Regions from separate parts of the Homo sapiens genome. Here all the other regions are linked to region 1. A link is a contact called in ENCODE Hi-C or POLR2A ChIA-PET data. All regions are on one chromosome and are shown on one strand. The core of a region is the stretch at or near the end of the contact, and the rest is flanking DNA. Distances in the headings are between cores, read along the strand shown. Region 1 holds the start of KDM4A (lysine demethylase 4A). Region 2 holds the start of CCDC24 (coiled-coil domain containing 24). Region 3 holds the start of MED8 (mediator complex subunit 8). Region 4 holds the start of CDC20-DT (CDC20 divergent transcript). Region 5 has its middle 5.4 kb from the start of TIE1. Region 6 holds the start of TMEM125 (transmembrane protein 125).

The links. A loop is a pair of places that touch in the nucleus more often than their neighbours do. ChIA-PET counts read pairs that join two places held with the same protein, here RNA polymerase II (POLR2A). Pooled maps may share reads with other maps.
Region 2: a loop to region 1 is called in a map with no recorded cell type, with 9 times the contacts of the local background. The contact joins the promoter of CCDC24 here to the promoter of KDM4A in region 1. A Hi-C loop is called at or near these places in 1 of 37 single-sample maps with no recorded cell type and 11 of 50 pooled maps. POLR2A ChIA-PET finds 5 or more read pairs at or near these places in 6 of 52 experiments (B cell, GM12878, HEK293T and 3 more).
Region 3: a loop to region 1 is called in a map of CD14-positive monocyte, with 4 times the contacts of the local background. The contact joins the promoter of MED8 here to the promoter of KDM4A in region 1. A Hi-C loop is called at or near these places in 4 of 168 maps with a recorded cell type or tissue (CD14-positive monocyte, chondrocyte and naive thymus-derived CD4-positive, alpha-beta T cell), 5 of 37 single-sample maps with no recorded cell type and 14 of 50 pooled maps. POLR2A ChIA-PET finds 5 or more read pairs at or near these places in 12 of 52 experiments (A673, Caco-2, GM12878 and 8 more).
Region 4: a map of CD8-positive, alpha-beta T cell shows a loop between it and region 1 (6-fold over the local background). The contact joins the promoter of CDC20-DT here to the promoter of KDM4A in region 1. A Hi-C loop is called at or near these places in 5 of 168 maps with a recorded cell type or tissue (B cell, CD8-positive, alpha-beta T cell, chondrocyte and 1 more), 20 of 37 single-sample maps with no recorded cell type and 16 of 50 pooled maps. POLR2A ChIA-PET finds 5 or more read pairs at or near these places in 19 of 52 experiments (A549, B cell, BJ and 13 more).
Region 5: a loop to region 1 is called in a pooled map, with 5 times the contacts of the local background. The contact joins the enhancer-like site here to the promoter of KDM4A in region 1. A Hi-C loop is called at or near these places in 2 of 50 pooled maps. POLR2A ChIA-PET finds 5 or more read pairs at or near these places in 4 of 52 experiments (MCF 10A, WTC11 and endothelial cell of umbilical vein).
Region 6: a loop to region 1 is called in a pooled map, with 4 times the contacts of the local background. The contact joins the promoter of TMEM125 here to the promoter of KDM4A in region 1. A Hi-C loop is called at or near these places in 4 of 50 pooled maps. POLR2A ChIA-PET finds 5 or more read pairs at or near these places in 3 of 52 experiments (WTC11 and activated CD4-positive, alpha-beta T cell).

The regions. Positions count from the first base shown.
Region 1 is chr1:43,648,849-43,651,892 of GRCh38, forward strand. KDM4A (lysine demethylase 4A) reads left to right here and starts at 1,301. Exons shown (of 22, transcript NM_014663.3): 1 at 1,301-1,404. RefSeq lists a silencer at 1,068-1,187.
Region 2 is chr1:43,990,123-43,993,019 of GRCh38, forward strand. CCDC24 (coiled-coil domain containing 24) reads left to right here and starts at 1,477. Exons shown (of 9, transcript NM_152499.4): 1 at 1,477-1,624; 2 at 1,725-1,882; 3 at 2,090-2,265; 4 at 2,401-2,517. The coding sequence starts at 1,757. B4GALT2 (beta-1,4-galactosyltransferase 2) reads left to right here. Exons shown (of 7, transcript NM_003780.5): 7 at 176-1,046. The coding sequence ends at 326. RefSeq lists silencers at 1,631-1,740, 1,881-1,930.
Region 3 is chr1:43,388,295-43,391,418 of GRCh38, forward strand. MED8 (mediator complex subunit 8) reads right to left here and starts at 1,506. Exons shown (of 7, transcript NM_201542.5): 1 at 1,465-1,506; 2 at 16-134. The coding sequence starts at 1,470. SZT2 (SZT2 subunit of KICSTOR complex) reads left to right here and starts at 1,605. Exons shown (of 72, transcript NM_001365999.1): 1 at 1,605-1,701. The coding sequence starts at 1,675. RefSeq lists an enhancer at 16-155 and a silencer at 1,596-1,925.
Region 4 is chr1:43,357,144-43,360,092 of GRCh38, forward strand. CDC20-DT (CDC20 divergent transcript) reads right to left here and starts at 1,530. Exons shown (of 4, transcript NR_183650.1): 1 at 1,407-1,530; 2 at 899-965; 3 at 660-757. CDC20 (cell division cycle 20) reads left to right here and starts at 1,838. Exons shown (of 11, transcript NM_001255.3): 1 at 1,838-1,863; 2 at 2,024-2,253; 3 at 2,347-2,495; 4 at 2,582-2,678; 5 at 2,826-2,949. The coding sequence starts at 2,073. RefSeq lists enhancers at 607-1,115, 1,227-1,286, 1,626-2,134 and silencers at 1,577-1,686, 1,877-2,026.
Region 5 is chr1:43,294,142-43,297,121 of GRCh38, forward strand. No RefSeq gene overlaps it. Among named protein-coding and RNA genes, the nearest start is that of TIE1, 5.4 kb to the right of the region's middle. Within about 2 kb of position 1,695, at least 12 of the 41 ENCODE cell types and tissues checked have a DNase peak (open chromatin) inside an H3K27ac peak, as active enhancers do; they include endothelial cell of umbilical vein, where a contact is called at or near this core.
Region 6 is chr1:43,268,131-43,271,232 of GRCh38, forward strand. TMEM125 (transmembrane protein 125) reads left to right here and starts at 1,853. Exons shown (of 4, transcript NM_144626.3): 1 at 1,853-1,955; 2 at 2,551-2,663. RefSeq lists an enhancer at 1,484-1,987.

The DNA of each region.
Region 1 (3,044 bases), core at 51-2,550:
AAATTTGCAAGGCATTATTTTTTCCATTTTATTGATGTGAACTCCCAGGCTCAGAGAAGTTACTAGTTTTGAACACAGGCCTGACTCCATATAGCTCTTTCCAGGGCACTACCCCATTATTCATCCATGGTAATTCTGTATATTTTTTTATGACTCTGGTTGTGGGTATTTTACTTTCCTACTTGACCTTCCCCACTACCCTTGACAATCTGGGAATTCCTTAAGGCGACTCACTACCCCTCAGGAACCGCTCCTAATGACTTCTAGGAAGCCCCCTCGCCCTCCAGAAGTGCCTCTTCTGATTCCCAGGATGCCCCCCTCTCCGCCCCAAGAGCTGCTCCTAATGATCCCCCAAATCCCCGCTCACTGAGGAACTGCTTTTTTTTTTTTTTTTTTTTTTTTAGACGGAGTTTCACTCTTGTTGCCCAGGTTGGAGTGCAATGGCGCGATCTCGGCCCACCGCAACCTCCGCCTCCCGGGTTCAAGCGATTCTCCTGCCTCAACCTCCGGAGTAGCTGGGACTACAGGCATGCAACACCACGCCCGGCTAATTTTGTATTTTTTTTTTGAGTAGAGACGGGGTTTCTCCATGTTGGTCAGGCGGTCTCAAACTGCCGACTTCAGGTGACCCGCCCGCCTCGGCCTCCCAAAGTGCTGGGATTACAGGCGTGAGGGACCACGCCCGGCCAGGAATTGCTTTTTAATGACCCTAAGGAGAGCCTCCCTCATGGTCTGTCCTAATGACCCTCAGGGCAGCTTCCCTTCCCTGTTCAGGCTTGACAGCGAATGAGGGGTTTCCAAGGCCACGGGATTTTGTTTTGAAAACCGAGACACCCAGGACAAACCGGGACAAGACGGTCATCTTTTCAGCACTCCCTGAGCTCGGAAGCTGCCCCTAAGGGCCCCGACACATTTCCACGTTAGGCAAAGAGGATACTCATCCCAAGAAAACTTTGGCCTATCCTTTCGTTAGCGACATCCTATAGTAACCTCACCGCCCTTACCCATCTACCGGACCGGCCCACTTCCAGGTACTAGCTTCTTTCAACCCTGATTAGTTATGGGTGACCAGGAGCCCGCCTATGATTGGCCAGCTTCGCGATCCAGCTAGAGGCTCACTGGCCGCGGTCCCTAGTGGTACAGCGTTTCCTCCCGGCAACAGCCCGAGCCGGCGCTCATAGGCTGAGCACACTGAGGTCGGGACTGGGAGGTGGCTGCGGCGCGTGCTCATTGGCTGGTGTATGGCTTGCAGCCACCCTTGAATTGGTTGACTCTGTACGGCTGCGCAGATGCCGACTTTAGAGGAGGCGGAGTTTCGGCCTTCGCCTGCTGGAAAAGCAGTAGGATCGGCCAGTGGCGACAGCAGGAGCTGAGCCTAAGCCCTGGCGGGGCTTTGGGCTGTAGGTGAGAACTATAGGGTTTTGGAATTCTCGAGGATCATTGCCGCTGTAGCAGTGACCGTGAGTTTTGGTGGGGGAGGGGCGGTGGGGGTGGGTCTTCCAGCGGTGAGTGATCGGCATGTTTCTCGGCCAATAGGAGAAGGAGCTTCCAGAATGGGTTCTGAGATTGGTCCTTTCCAATCTTCAAGGCCAATGGACCTCGGGAGAGGGGGGCGGGTCATCTGGGCCTTATTTTCTTCTTCCTGCGGCCGAGCTTCACTCGCCAAGGCGGCGGGGCCGGGAGGGGCCGAACCTGTGCGCGGTGAGGTTCGGGGACGGTGGGGAGCAGGGTGCGCTGCCTTTGGAGTGATGCTCGCGGGAGCGGCTGCGAGGGAAGGGTGCGGGAGTCCGAGGGGGTTGTTAGCAACAGCTAGCTTTATTGAGTGGGTAAGTACCGGGCCTAGTGCTTAGTGCTTCGCTTGCATCATCTGAGCTAATCACAGCGACCCTGCAGGGCAGGGGGTTGGGATCCCCATTTTACAGGTGGAGAAACTGAGACTCAAGTCAGCTCACACAGCCAAGGTCACATAGCTAATAAACGGCAGAGACCGGATCTGTATTCAGAGTTTTGACTTCGGAGCCGGTGTTCTTGAATCTCTAGGCTTTGTTACTGATTGGGAGGGAAGGTGTCATGAAACGGGAGCTTTCCCCAGGGAACAGATTTGGGGGAAGGGAATCCTAGGGTTGAAGAAGGGATGAACAATTGAGGTGAGGGTGAGGAAATCAGTTTTTCAACAGTTACCGATTGCCTACTCTGTGCCATGCATTGTTCTAGGCATACAAAGATGAATAGGGGCAGAGGCTGATGAAGCCCATTAGGGCCCCTTTGAAGGCCCGGGGAAGGGCCCCAACATTGTATTCACATGATTGTATGTTTTTATAAAATGTGCAAAAGTAAGATATTTTGGATTCATTTTTCTTTTTAAGAGGGTCTTCAAAATTAAATAAACTTCGGGTTTCTCCACACTTGGAGCTGCCCTTGCAGAGGACTTAGTCCAGGTGGAGATGAGTATGTAAGCAGTATAGAGCAGTGGAAGGTGCACTTAAGAGTGGGCTGTGGGCAAATTTCCTGGTATGTAAAACAGGGAGAACAGTATACCTGCCATGCAAAGTTTCTGCCAGGTTCATGAAAAGCGCCTGTTTAGAAACACGCCTTATTTTTGATAGGAAGCCTAGGAGATACGGGTAACTGGATTTGCCTTCTCTCCTACCTTACACAGTTGTGCTCCGTGTTCTGCTCCCAGGCCTGTAACTAGATTTCTGGTGGATTGGAGGCGCTTTTCTCCTTTCTGAGCTCTCCAACTCTCAAAGAGAGTCTTGGAGCTGAACCGCCATACCTTTGGGCCCCAGATAGGGGGTACGGAACTGCTGGACCCTCAGTGAGGAGGGTGGGTAAAGGAAAGGACATACTGGTGTTCCTTCTAGAATGGCCTATTTTCATTGATATGCTTTGTCTTTTTTCAGTTGAGGTGGTCTATTGCGTTACCGAGCTGTGGGGATGCACCCACTTAGCTGAAGTTCTCATCTAAAAACAAAGTATTTATTTTGCTTTCTCCAATCAGTTATGAAGTTTTCCGTGTATTGCCAGTTTAAATTTTGTCCTTT
Region 2 (2,897 bases), core at 227-2,726, 340 kb after region 1:
GGCATAACATGGCATGTTTGACGTCCCTTCCCATCATAGCTGGAAACCCTGTTTTTAAGGTTCCCTGGGGTCCCCTTGGCCAAAAGGGGGTCCATTTAGTTGGTTGGGGGGTGTAGGATTTTATTTTTAGTTTACAGTTGTTAGCCCTGATGTGGACCATTTCCATCCTATCTAGGTTTACCAAGATTCAAAACACGAAGCTGACCATGAAGCGGGACGGCATTGGGTCAGTGCGGTACCAGGTCTTGGAGGTGTCTCGGCAACCACTCTTCACCAATATCACAGTGGACATTGGGCGGCCTCCGTCGTGGCCCCCTCGGGGCTGACACTAATGGACAGAGGCTCTCGGTGCCGAAGATTGCCTGCCAGAGGACTGACCACAGCCTGGCTGGCAGCTGCTCTGTGGAGGACCTCCAGGACTGAGACTGGGCTCTGTTTTCCAAGGGTCTTCACTAGGCCCCCTAGCTACACCTGGAAGTTTCAGAACCCACTTTGGGGGGCCTCCTGCCTGGGCAGGCTCTTCAAGTGTGGCCCTCTTTGGAGTCAACCCTCCTTCCCGACCCCCTCCCCCTAGCCCAGCCCCAGTCACTGTCAGGGTCGGGCCAGCCCCTGCACTGCCTCGCAGAGTGGCCTGGGCTAGGTCACTCCACCTCTCTGTGCCTCAGTTTCCCCCCCTTGAGTCCCCTAGGGCCTGGAAGGGTGGGAGGTATGTCTAGGGGGCAGTGTCTCTTCCAGGGGGAATTCTCAGCTCTTGGGAACCCCCTTGCTCCCAGGGGAGGGGAAACCTTTTTCATTCAACATTGTAGGGGGCAAGCTTTGGTGCGCCCCCTGCTGAGGAGCAGCCCCAGGAGGGGACCAGAGGGGATGCTGTGTCGCTGCCTGGGATCTTGGGGTTGGCCTTTGCATGGGAGGCAGGTGGGGCTTGGATCAGTAAGTCTGGTTCCCGCCTCCCTGTCTGAGAGAGGAGGCAGGAGCCCCAGGGCCGGCTTGTGTTTGTACATTGCACAGAAACTTGTGTGGGTGCTTTAGTAAAAAACGTGAATGGAGCAGCTCCCTTGTCTGTTTGGGGGTGGGGGTCGGGTCCCTGAACGTGGTTACCCTGAGTGTGTTGTGGTGGAAGGGCACTTGGGGAACCTGGCCCAACAAGTAAACCTGACCCGGGCCATCCTGGTTCTCCAAGCGCTGCCACTCCCTAGGCTTTCACTGGCCTTAAGGGGAAGTTTGTCCTTGCACTGCTTCCGGGACAGTGGAGGCGACGAAGTAATAAACCCGTGGACCCAGATTTCTCAGGTCTTAACACGTTCCCTGAGGCCTAAAGGTGCCCAGGGCCGAGCCCAAAGTGCTTGGGTCAGGGCTCGGTGGAGCGCCGAGGTGAGTCTGAACTCCCAGCCGGCACGCGCCGCCCGCCGGACCAAACACGGGAGGGGGCGGGGCCCTAGAGTCGCGGCGTGGTTTCCCGGGTGATGGCCACGCGGAAGAGGTGGGGCTAGGGCCCTGGTTCCCACTGCCTGGTTTCTGGGCCCCCGGCATCCGAGTCGGCCAAAAGCCGGGCAGAAGAGAGCGCCAAGGACTGGCAGTTCCGGAACGGGCAATCCCAGCCGAGGGGACCAGCGGCAGAGCACGGGTGGGGCTTGGGAGAGGGCGGGGCCCATAGAGGGGCGGGGTTTGGTGAGCGTTGCCGGCGGGCCCGCGGTACCTCCCGCACTCTGACCTGCGGCCCGTAGGTCCGAGCCGGGGACGGCGGCGTCGGTGGGTCATGCTCCGGCACTCCCCCTCGCTGTGGGAGCTGGTGGAGGAGCACGTTCCGCTCCGGGAGCGACGCGAAGTGAAGAGGATTCTGGGGGAGGCGGCGGTGGACCTGAGCCTGGAGCTGCGGGCGGAGGTGGGGAGAGGGAAGGTGGGCCACGCCCCTGGCCTGCCCCACGACTCGGGTGATTTCCCACCTCTGCGGGTCCCTGGCCCTGCCGGGTAACTCCCGAGATCCTATCCTGGTCTCCCCTTTGACTCCGCCCTCTCCCTCACTCCCCCAGCCCCCACCATTCCGGACACTCCCCTCCCCAGTCGCAAGGTATCCCAGCTCTCCTTGCAGGTGGCGATGTTACGGGCACTGCTCCAAGAGGCTCGATCCTCTCAAGCCCCCAGCTCCCGCCCCATCTCTGACCCCTCTTCTCTTCTGGCACCACCGCCTCTCCTAAAGGACCTCTTGCGCCAGGAGCTCCGGCAGTTGCTCCAGGGTCTCCGCCACAAAGCCATCTGTGAGGGCAGGTGGGAGCCTCAGGCCTGGGCCCTTTCCCTAGATACCAGGTGGGCTAGCGCTGCCCCTAACAAGGAGCCAGGGTTGCCTTTTCTGTGGTTTCCAGAAAGGAGCCTCTCAGCTTCCTTCCTGTGCACCTTCTGCAGGGACCAGGCCCAAGCTTGGGTCCAGTATAGCCCCAGGGTCCTGCACTTTGCCTTGGAGGAGCCCAGGTGTGATTTGCCAGAACAGGAGATATTCCAGATGAGAGGTGGTGGGCCCAGGTAAGGTGATGGTAGGAGAGAGGGATCTGTCCCTGCTTGGCAGAGGGCCCTAGCCCACTGGTGGGTTGCACCTGGCTCCATGCAGGAGATTCCAGTCACGGGCTGGGCACTTCCACCGCCACTTGTGATAGAGATTATCAGCCCATGAGGGCTACTGAAACCCAGAGGAAACACCTGCCTAGCCTGGGGACAGGCAAAGCTTCCTGGAGAAAGTGGTTTGATCTGCGTGTTGTAGTATGAGGAGCAGTTTTCAGGGAGATGAAAGAGAAGAGCTTTGTAGGAAGAGGGAAGAAAGGAAGCCATGTCCAGCAGGCGGTTGTTCCTCTGGCCTAGAGAACAGGAGTGAGGGCTGGGCTAGGGAGGCAGGGAGAGCTGAAGAG
Region 3 (3,124 bases), core at 256-2,755, 260 kb before region 1:
CCTGGTAACTCTTACCAGGTCAGCCGGCCATACTCGTTCTCCAACTTGCAAATGAAACTCCCCAGAGAGTTCTTCAGATCAGCCACTTGACTCAGCAGTGCATCTAATGATGCCTCAAGCTGCTTCTCCTCTCTCTGCACCAATAGGAACAGGTTGGTCACCCAGATAAACGAGTATGACACATAGAAAGGAGGGCTGGAAAGCCAAGGAGATGGTGTGCAACACCAGTCAGGTAACACAGGATCTCATTGGCATAGGATAGCCAGGTTGTTTTCTATCTTTGGTATTTGGGTTATAGACAGCATCAACCCTGAGACCTTCCAACCTGTTTGCCTGACCCCAAGTCCTTCCACCAACTGATTCCTTTTCCCCATCACCTCCTAATCTATGCCTGGTTTTTCTCTGTGTTAGGTACACCCTACACTCCCTCACTGAGACATTTTCGACAGACCTAATGCCAGGAGATCATTCTCTCATGTGCACCTCTGTAGCACATGCACTCCAGCTTCCTCCATCCTAGCATCTGTGAGCCTGGCTGTCTTGTCAGTCTCTGGGAAATCTGCCTACTCATGAAGACTTCTCTGAACACCAGTCCTGCTCTCCCCTTTCCCTCCCCCAACCAACGACTCCAGCTTTCCATCTGCTCTCATCATTTTGTTTCAACCTTCTCCTTGCTGAATTAATATGCAATCATCTATCTCTGTGTCAATATTCCCGTGCCTCTTTCACAAGCTCAGTCAACCCATTAACATTTATTGAGACTACCAGCTGCAAGAAACTAAGTGACAAATGAAAAACAAAAACCACACATGCTTCTAAGCACTGGACAAACAAATTAAAATGCTGGGGGTCTGCAAAGCATTTCCTTCCCATCGGTGGTCTCCTGTTTTACTCCATTTCTTCACCCTTAACAACTATAGGGCACAGGCTGGGAAGAGGGATGCAAAACTGTCTTGCAAACCTGCCTGACAGAAACTTGATCCCGGGTTCCACCATGGCCTCTGATTATAAGCTGCTTAGCTTTCAGCCATCGCGGCCCACAATTCCCTCACTGCTTGGGCTTCTTTCCAATTAGATCCCCTGCTATATCGGCAACCAACAGCCTCCATCCAGCAGCTTAGGACAGGGCCTGAGCCAACCCACCACCTTCTTGAGCCGTCTTCCTTGGACTGCATCTCAGCCTCCCCGTATTACAACCTAATCCTTTCCCACGCCAAGCAAACAGGTGCTGCCTCCTCCCTCCGGATTTAGCCCGACTGTCTCCTGTCAGGCAAGCTCCACCCCCACCTCTAATCGCCGCCGCTCCCGCTCCAATTAGCCTCGCCCCCCAGCCCACATTCCCTTATCAGCCGTGGGTTCTGCCCTCTCTTCTCAGTCCCAACTCTTCATTCTCCTTAGCCAGCCCACTCTCGGTCCCTGTACCCGAAGCTTGCCAGCCGCTAGTACGCCCAACGCAACTCTCACCTGCATTGCGGCGGCCGAGGCGGCTGCCACGATTTCACTTCCGGTTTTCCAGTCAGCAAACGCCTACGAGAAGGCTTCGTCCACCAATCAGAAAACTGGAACTCGGCCCTCCCACCAACTTCCGGTTCCTGCTGGGTGCCGAGGTAGCGAGGTCAGGGGTCAAGAGTGGAACACCCTCACTGGCCCGGGCCGGCGCGGGAGGGCTGTGTGATGGCCTCGGAGCGCCCGGAGCCGGAGGTGAGGGGCGGGCGGGCGCAGCACTGGGCCCCGAGATCCGAGGGGGAGGGTCCGGCGGGCAGGCGTGGCGTTGGCCTCCTCTAGGTCTGGGGGTGGCCGGGCTGCGTAGCCTCGGCAGGGACCAGCCCAGCCCGGAAGGCCCGACTATGGTACCCCTGCGGACTGTGTATGGGACGCGGTCCGCAGTTTCCTCGGGGAGCTAAAGGAGTAACTGTTCGCTTTGTTTTGTTTACTGACATGTCACCCGCGTCGTCGTCTCTAAGACTTATAGCGGTGTTAACAAAACTTGTATTTTGACTTTCTGTTGCAGTTTCAATGGGCAACACGGCAGTAGATTTACTTTGCTGGTTTTTGCATTTCTTTAGGCATTGGAATACCATAAACAGCATGAATTTATTTAGTTCTAGGGCTCATGCTTTTAGAAAAGCAGCTTTAATTTCATGAAAAAAACATTTGAGTCGGACTGAGACCTCGTTCCAATATTGGCGCTGTCATGTAGCTAATCTGTGCAACCTCAGGCGAGTCTTCCCGGATCCTGTTTCCTTCTTTATAAAATATCTGTCTTATAGTGTGTTGTGAGAATCACATGTAATAAACCAGAAAGGTGATATGATATATTCGTTAAATGCTAAGGAACATGCAAGGAACCTTATATATGTTGTGTCATTCAGACTTGTGCAAGGAAGGTGGCATTCTCACAGAGGAGAAAACTGAAAAATGAGAAAGATTTAGTACCTTACTCAAATGCCACTCATCCAGGAACTAGCAGTTTGGAGTTAGAAGATCTGAGCTTAAAATCTCAGATTCGGATAAAACACCACCACCAGGAAAGGTGCCAACATATCAGTAGGTGGGAAGGGTGAGAGATGTGTATAATGATAGAAATAGTATTCATTACTGCATACATACTGCATGCTCAGTACCATTCTAAGCTCTTTACCAATATCAGTTAATCCTCAGCCCTATGAAGTGGACACTGTATCATCTCCTTTTTTTAGTTTAGGAACTGAGGCACAGAGATATTAAGAGTAACAAAGTAAGCCGGGCGCAGTGGCTTACACCTGTAATCCCAACACTGGGAGGCCGAGGTGGGCAGATCACCTGAGGTGAGGAGTTCGAGACCAGCCTGACCAACATGGAGAAAGCCTGTCTGTACTGAAAATGCAAAATTAGCCAAGCATGGTGGCGCAGGCCTGTAATCTCAGCTACTCGGGAGGCTGAGGCAGGAGAATCGCTTGAACCCGGGAGGTGGAGGTTGCGATGAGCTGAGATCATGCCATTGCACTTCAGCCTGGGCAACAAGAGTGAAACTCCGTCTCAAAAAAAAAAAAAAGTAACAAAGTTACACAGCTATTAAGTATTAGAGTCAGGACTCCAAAACAGATGGCCAGGCTCCAGTCCTTGTGTTCTTAACCATATTGTT
Region 4 (2,949 bases), core at 280-2,779, 290 kb before region 1:
CCACAGGTACCACAATGCCTAGCAGATGAAGTCCAAAGTCTTTAGCTTAACATTTAAGACCCTGACCAACTTGACATGAGACAACCTTTTCTATGTTTTCTGGGAATTCCCCACCTCTAACCTAAGCATATCCAATTCCTTATTTTCCAAGGTAATTGGAAATAGAGAATGCAAAGGCTTCAAGTCAAAGATAATAACATTATCTGTAAGCATCGGAGTGGACTTTAAGCTAATGACTGAAAATGATTTTTCCAGCCTCTTTCTGGGACAGTATAGCGTATTGTTTAGATTGCAGGGATTAGTCAGATAGTTTGAATCCTGGGCTCCCCTACTTATTATTGGCTGCATGCCTTTGGGCAAGTTTCTAATCTTTCTGACCCAGTTTCTTTTTTCTGTAAAGGGAAGATGGGGTATCTATCTGCCTTATGGGATTAAGGATTGAACTCGATAATGTATGTAAACTTTTTTTTTTTTTTTCAGACAGAGTATCGCTCTGTTGCCCAGGCTGGAGTGCAGTGGCTCGATCTCGGCTCACTGCAAGCTCCGCCTCCCGGGTTCACGCCATTCTCCTGCCTCAGCCTCTCGAGTAGCTGGAACTACAGGCGCCCGCCACCAAGCCCGGCTAATTTTTTGTATTTTTAGTAAAGACGGGGTTTCACCGTGTTAGCCAGGATGGTCTCGATCTTCTGACTTCGTGATCTGCCCGCCTCGGCCTCCCAAAGTGCTGGGATTACAAGCGTGAGCCACCGCGCATGGCCTGTAAATTGTTTTAACACAGTAGTTAGATGGTCCATAAATGGTACCATTATTACTTTTATGATTGCTGCTCCACCTCTGAGCACATTCATACAATTCACTCAAGTCATTATTAGAGCACTAGATTGAGTGCGAGTCAGACCTGGATTCCCACAAACTTCTTTGTATGACCTCGGGCACATCCCTTCCCTGGGCCTCCGTTTCTCCATCTGTAAAATATGGATTTGTTGTCGGGGTGGGGAGGCTGCACCACGCACAGGTTAGACTAATGGATCTCTAAGGTCCTCACATCTTTAAAGCCCCAAGGGGATAAGCCACAGTGCCTCCTGTAGGGCAGTCTAAGCTTATCTTCCAGATAGGCAGGTTTGAATACCGATCCTTTTTCTTGACCTTAAGGAATTCATTCACCCTTTTCAACCTCATTTTCCCTGTTTGTAAAACAACAGCAAACGAGACAAACACACGTTACTTCCTTTCTAGCAGGGTTCCTACCCGGCGCCAAGCAAAAGTGGAATGTACCCTAAGTAGCTCTGGCCTTCTTCCTGCTCCCAAGCTTCCCAATTCCGTCCCCTGCCCCGCTGCCGCCCGCGGCTCTCCTTCCCCTTCTAGGAACGGCTCAAGCGCCTTGGGCACTCCATCGGGTTCTGCACCGAGTTCTGCATCATAAATACGACTCTCGTGTAGGATTTAAGTGTGAACTTCTGCAGGTTCTCGGACCCTGAAGCACCCGGGGCCAGACATTCCGAGCTCGCGGCGGTGGAAGGCACGCAAAAGGGCGAACCGAGACGACTCCAGGACGCTGAGGCAGCGCAGGCCCCACCCGGCCCCGCCCTGCCCCGCCCTGTCCCGGCCGGCTTTCCAGTACTAGTCCTCTGGCGCCGGCTCCCAGCCCCTCTCGTACCCTTCAAATCGCGCTCCGCCGCTAGACTCTCGTGATAGCTGAGACTTTCCCCGGAAGGCCCGCCCCCTTCGCCGGAGAGGCCAATGGGCTAGGGCAACGGTTGCGACGGTTGGATTTTGAAGGAGCCAATAGGCGCTCGGAGCGGAGAGTTTAAGAGGCGTAAGCCAGGCGTGTTAAAGCCGGTCGGAACTGCTCCGGAGGGCACGGTGAGAGGTGGTGGGGCTGAGCCGAGGTGGGGCCGTGGCCAGGGGGAGGGGGTGCTAGGCCGGAAGGGGCTGCAGCCGAGGGTGGCCCTGATTTTGTGGCCGGCCAGGAGCGAAGGGGTCCCTTTCTGTCCCCTGAGCACCGTCGCCTCCTTTCCTCCAGGGCTCCGTAGGCACCAACTGCAAGGACCCCTCCCCCTGCGGGCGCTCCCATGGCACAGTTCGCGTTCGAGAGTGACCTGCACTCGCTGCTTCAGCTGGATGCACCCATCCCCAATGCACCCCCTGCGCGCTGGCAGCGCAAAGCCAAGGAAGCCGCAGGCCCGGCCCCCTCACCCATGCGGGCCGCCAACCGATCCCACAGCGCCGGCAGGACTCCGGGCCGAACTCCTGGTCAGTGAGGTGCCAAAGGAACTGAGTGAGAGCAGCCTTCATACTTTCTCCCTGGGGAGCCTGGTCAGACTGTCTTCTCTTTCTCCGCCCCAGGCAAATCCAGTTCCAAGGTTCAGACCACTCCTAGCAAACCTGGCGGTGACCGCTATATCCCCCATCGCAGTGCTGCCCAGATGGAGGTGGCCAGCTTCCTCCTGAGCAAGGAGAACCAGCCTGAAAACAGCCAGACGCCCACCAAGAAGGTATGTGTCCCAGAGGGGCTTAAGGCACGGGACCTGACTGTTCTTTGGATAATACCATCTTGCTCCTTCACTACCCTTTATGCCAGGAACATCAGAAAGCCTGGGCTTTGAACCTGAACGGTTTTGATGTAGAGGAAGCCAAGATCCTTCGGCTCAGTGGAAAACCACAAAATGCGCCAGAGGGTAAGACCCGAAGTTCCTGGTTCCTGGAGGGAGGTGTCAGTTCATCTCCAGGGCTGAGCACAGATATCTGTCTCCTCTTCCTATCTAAGATTGAGGGCAAGGGAGGTGTTGATTTTCCCAGCGTCTAGACTCACTCCGTTGCCACAGGTTATCAGAACAGACTGAAAGTACTCTACAGCCAAAAGGCCACTCCTGGCTCCAGCCGGAAGACCTGCCGTTACATTCCTTCCCTGCCAGACCGTATCCTGGATGCGCCTGAAATCCGAAATGA
Region 5 (2,980 bases), core at 445-2,944, 350 kb before region 1:
AGACACTGCCTTCAAGCCTTTCCTCATCATCCCTGTGTCACCACGAAATAAATCATGCATCATGAGCACTAATGGACTTGTGTTGTCACTACCTCTTATCCTCAAAGTAAGATTGAAGCCAGGGGTGGTAGCACACACCTATAGTCCCAGCTACTCAGGAAGCTGAGGTGGGAGCATTGCTTGAGCCCAGGAGTTCGAGGCTGCAGTGAGCTATGATTGCGCCACTGCACTCCAGCCTGGGTAATAGAGCGAGACTCTGTCTCTAAAGTAATAGTAATAATAATAATAATAATAAATAAACAAAGTAAGATTGAACAACCAGAAAGCAGCCCCCATGTGTGGCTCCTGCAAAGAATGCGTGGCTGTGGCCCGAGCCAGCTTTGTCTCATAAAATGTGTTTTGTATGCTAAGTAGGCTGCTGTTGTTTGAGGCAGAAGAACAATGAGTCACTTGTGTCATGTGCTATTGGGTGTGCTATTCTTCTAGGATTTCAGAGTGACCTGAGCTAAAGCAAGGACCTGATGGAACTTAAAGGCAAGACATCCTTAAAATTCATGCCTGCCCATCTCTCCTGGTCAGCCCTTGCCTTTTAAAGGGCACCACTCCATCATCACACAGCACAGAGTTGAGCTCATTGTTTTCCAGAATAAAATTTCAGATGCATGCTGGATACAAAAGGATTGTTTTTCTTCAATCATTTTTAAGAGTTTGAAGGATGACATGCAGATGAAAGCAGCCTCCCTGGGTGTGCTGGCCTTCTTCCTGTCTAGGTAGTATAGTCTAACAGGCCTTGGGCATAGTTAAGCTCTCTGGCTGTGGATCAAACTGTCTGGGGTCAAAGCTGAACACCATCACTTAACTAACCTGAGGATGCATCTGTTTCCTCATCTGCAAAATGGGGATCATAATAATGACACCCGGCTGGGTGCGGTGGCTCACGCCTGTCATCCCAGCACTTTGGGAGGCCAAGGAGGGCGGATCACCTGAAGTCGGGAGTTCGAGACGAGCCTGAGCCCGACCAACATGGAGAAACCCCATATCTACTAAAAAAAAATACAAAATTAGCCTGTAATCCCAGCTACTCAGGAGGCTGACGCAGGAGAATGGCTTGGACCCAGGAGGTGGTGGTTGCAGTGAGCCGAGATTGTGCCATTGCACTCCAGCCTGGGTGACAGAGCGAGACTCCATCTCAAAATAACAATAATAATAATAATAATAATAGTGACACCCATCTCAAAAGGCTGAGAGTCCATGAGGTGTAGGCATCACCTTTTCCCGGCACCTGTAAACCCGTAGCAACTGTTAGCCATTATAATTGAGGTTTGTTGGTGTTCTAGCATAAGACTCTGCATTGCTGGGTAAATTCCATTCTGACCAAAGTGGGTAAAAGTTTGTTATGCTTTACTAAGTACACTCTGAGCTTCTAACTGCCTGAACCCTATGTGGGTGTTGATTTCAGTTTCTGACCTCACAGGACTCCTCTGGGCCAAATGGCCTTTGTCAAGCAGTTTCTATAAAAGGGACTTCTTTCAGAGCCTTGTTGAATTAACTGGGGCTTCCTTTAAATAAGGGCTTGTTTTTAGAAGCTTTCTTTTTCCAACAAGGAAAAGAACACAATGGATTCCAAGTAATCTCCAGTCCTCATCACAGCTTGTCACAAACACCTGGCACGTCTTTTCTGACTAGAGTGAAAACACACACACACACACACACACACACACACACACACACACACACACACACTAGCTTCAGGGACACAGCCTCAGCCTGATGCTCCAAAAGCATTTACTGCAAACTTCCTCTCACTACAGAGTTATTTCCTGGAAGAACAACAAAAACTGTTTTTGAATTGACAATGTGGCTTTAGTTGCTGCTGAAGTTAAGTGAAAGTACCAACCATTGTTACTATTAACCTAAACAAAATCTTAAAAGAATTACTTTCTTTTTCTTTTCTTTTTTTTGGACAACAACAAGAACAAGATATTTTTCCTTTCTTTGCTGATCAGTATGAAGAATGATTTATCAGTAAAGTCAATTTCAGGCAAAGGCAGAACTTAGGAATTGGGTTAAAGTGTTGCTTATTTCAACCAAAAGAAAACTTTCTAATTTGTTTGGGCAGCATTTACTTGGTTCTTCGAAAAGCAATTGTGACAAACAGTACAGAGAGTTAAGGCACTTATTGGCATATAAAAAGATGCCAGCATTTGGAGTTGCACATAACAAAGAAATATCTTAAATACTTTTCAAAATATTCTAGGAGCCAAGACACAAGGGCATGCTTCAGGAGAACACAGGAATGTAATTTGGGAGGAAAATTGCAACTACCCCTTCCCTTTAAAATCACTGAGCAAAACAAAGCAGCATTCTACTTCACATACTGACTTTACATAGTTTATATATAATAGTTTGACTTTAAGAAGCAAAGATGGGACTCTCACTGTTTATCTTTTATTTATTCTTTTTTATTTTTTGAGACAAAGTCTCACTCTGTCACCCAGGCTGGAGTGCAATGGCATGATCTCAGCTCACTGCAACCTCTGCCTCCTGGGTTCAAGCAATTCTTGTGCCTCAGCCTCCCAAGTAGCTGGGACTACAGGCGCGTGCTACCACATCTGGTTAATCTTTTTGTATTTTTAGTAGACATGGGGTTTCACTATGTTGGCCAGGGTGGTCTTGAACTCCTGGCCTCAGGCGATCTGCCTGCCTCGACCTCCCAAAGTGCTGGGATTACAGGCATGAGCCACTGTGCCGGGCCTCTCACTATTTTGAAAAATAATTGCATGGTCACCCATGTAACCCACCCCAGTCTGGCAAGTTTAATTGGGAGAGGTCTCCGTTACTTAGAAGAGTACCAATTTGACACTTTAATTCAGATAGCCCTGACTTCATTTTTGGGGAGCAACTTAGAGAGGTTCATTCTTTCCCCCCTGACTCATCCTCTGTTGATCCAGTCCCGAATTTCACCAGCTTTTTTATGCAT
Region 6 (3,102 bases), core at 603-3,102, 380 kb before region 1:
TGCTTTGCAAATTGGCAGGATGAACACCTGCAATGCCACACCACTGTCTCCCCACCCCACTCCGCCCAACCATCCTCCTGATCCAGACTGCACTGACCTTTTTCTGAGGGAAAGGACATCTAAAGCCATGCCATCCAGTAAGGACACAGCCACATGACAGATGTGGTGCCTGGGCATTTGCAGTGTGGCTGGGATAAATGAGATGCTCTGTAAGTATAAAATAATACCTACCAAATTTTCAAGACTTTTGGTTCACGCCTGTAATCTCAGCACTTTGGGAAGCCAAGGCAGGAGGATCGCTTGAACCCAGGAGTTTGAGAACAGCCTGGACAACATAGCGAGACCCCCATCTCTATTTTTAAAAATAAAAATAAAATACCCTGTACAAAATAAAACTGTAAAATAGCTCATCAATAACATATATAAAAATGTGTTTTGGAATTAAAATGTATTAATTTAAATGTATTAATCTCATGGGTTTCTTTTTCATTTTTGAATGCAGCTATTAGAAAAGTTTATATATGTAGCTCACGCTATATTTCTTTTTTCTTCCCCGTGCCCCAGCCCCCGCCCGCAGACGGAGCCTTGCTCTGTCACCCAGGTTGGAGTGCGATGGCACAATCTCGCCTCACTGAACCTCTGCCTCCCAAGTTCAAGCAATTTTCCTGCCTCAGCCTCCTGAGTAGCTGGGATTACAGGGGCCTGCCACCATGCCTGGCTAATTTTTGTATTTTTAGTAGAGACGAGGTTTCACCACGTTGGCCAGGCTGCTCTTGAACTCCTGACCTCGTGATCCGCCCACCTCAGCCTCCCAAAGTGCTGGGATTACAGGCGTGAGGCACCATGCCCGGCGGCTCAGGCTATATTTCTAGCGGACAGGGCTGTTCTAGAATTATGACTGGCCTCCAGTCATCTCCGCAGAACAAAGCAAAGAGATGCGAAAGCAGGTCGAGCACCATTATTTTGTGAACTGATAATAACAAGATAAGGGTGATCTTGTTTTTCTTTTCTAGTTCATACACATCAGGAGGAGAAAGCAAGAGACATCACAGGGGCTGATCCAGGAGATGAGGGACAGCCTACAACAGCTCCAGCCAGCCTGCCCTTCACCAGTCCGGAGGGTGGTGTGTGTGTGGTGCCAGATTTGCCTATTAGAAGCTCCCACCATGTCCCTATTAAACTTTAGAACCCTCCATGGGCCCCTTACACAGCCCAAGTGCCTCACTATGGGCCTTCAAGACCCTGAACAGCCTGAGCCAAACTTGTCTTTCCAGCTTCCTCTCACATGCTTCCTGCTCAAAACCCCCACAGCTGTCAGTTCATGCTATCATTTAGTCTGCTAATCAATCATTCAACAAATATGTATTGATTACGTCCTACATACTAGCTACTGAGGTCATGATGATTAGCAAAAGAGGCACTGTCCGTCTGCTTGCTGGGGACCACACATCTAGCAGGGAATGACAGGTAAATACATAATAGGCAATTAAGCATATTGCAGTAAGAGTAGTTGTTGGGGAAGCACAGGGGCCATGGGTGCACCAAAGAGGCACCTCTAAACCAGCCTGCAAGTCAGGGAAGGCTTCCTGGAGGAGGTGGCATCTCAGTTGAAGAATGCAAGTTGCCCAGACTGAGGCTGGGGAGTGGCAAATATCCCAGGCAAGGGAGAACTCTTGAGTTCAAAAACTGGAAGGGCAGAGAGGAGGGCAGGGTGCCAGTGGCAAATGACTGGCCTGGTGTATATGGCAGGGGCTTTATGAGCCTTGTGAAGGAGTGTGGCATTTCTTCTGAAGTGTTTATTCTGGGAGTTCCTGTCTCCTGCCTGAAAGGCCTTCACCCCTCCTCCCTGTTCACTCAAATCCTGCTTCCCCAGTAGGATCCAGTCTGTGGGGCTCATTTGAGGGAGAATGAGCACGGGGCTTTTGGAGGCTGCAGCCTAGGGCCAAGGGATGGAGGTACTGGGGCTGTGTTTGGGGGTCCGCTGATGTTGGAATTTGGGGCTAAAGCTGGGTTTGAGGTTGGCGTTGGGTTTGGGGGCTGGATTCAGGAACAGGAGTCGAGGTTCGGGCTGAGCGTGAGGTTGGGATCTAGGACCTTAGTCCAGAATTTGAGTTGGAGTTAGGAGTTGGGGGCTGAGGTTTCTAGCCAGATTAGGGGTTGGATTTGGAGTTGGGACTGGAATTGAATTTGGAAATGGGGCTGGGGGTTGGGGCTGAGATGTGACGCAGGAGCTGGGGCAGGGGTGGAAGCTGGGAGTTCTAGCTAGGGTTTGCAGCTGCAGCTAGAGTTAGGGGTTGGTTTTGAAGCTGGAGCTAAAGCTAAATCGGGGTCGGAGCTGTGGAATGGGTTGGCGCCCAGGCTCTGGGGCAGATAGACGACATTCCTCCTGCTGCCCAGGTCTGCGAATTGTGTTCCGAGCCCTAACTGCAGCGGACAGAAGCCCCTCCCTTCACAGGAATGCCTCAGCCCAGCAGAAGGAGCAGTGCCACGTCAGCCAATCGGCTCAGGCCCTGCCCTGGAAACGACACCTGTTCATCCTCCTCCCGGCAGGCTCACCTGAGTGCAGGTTAGGCAGGTGAAGTGTCTCCCCGGAAACCAAGCTAGAGTGCCCCACCTGCTCGGCCCTGCCTTCTCGGATCGGATCCAGCACATCCAGGCTTCTCGTGAGTTCCCCCATTGTCCCCCAACGCCCCACCGCCCCCATGTTCTCCCACTCGCTTCTCCCCTGAGAACCTCCACCCCGCCCCCAGCCTGACACCCGTTGTCTCAGCACACCTGTGCAAGCATTTTCAGACCAACGAAGTCACAGCCCAGGGGAATGCTGGGACTGACTCCACGGCCACGCCCACCTCCCCCACTTCCTTGAGAGCATCGGCACCAGCCCCCGCCCACCTCGGGGGTAGGGGTCAGCCTCTGCAGAGGAGTCTCCGGGAGGACAGATACCTCGTCAGGATGTAACCTGTGCACGGCCACATAGTAATATTCCCAGAATGACCCAGGACCTACGTCTTCTGCCCTGTCCTGCCTTGGAGGGGTAACATCGTTTTCATGTATTCAAAAAGCACGCTTTGAGCATCTATGCAGGCTCTAGGCCCCACTGGA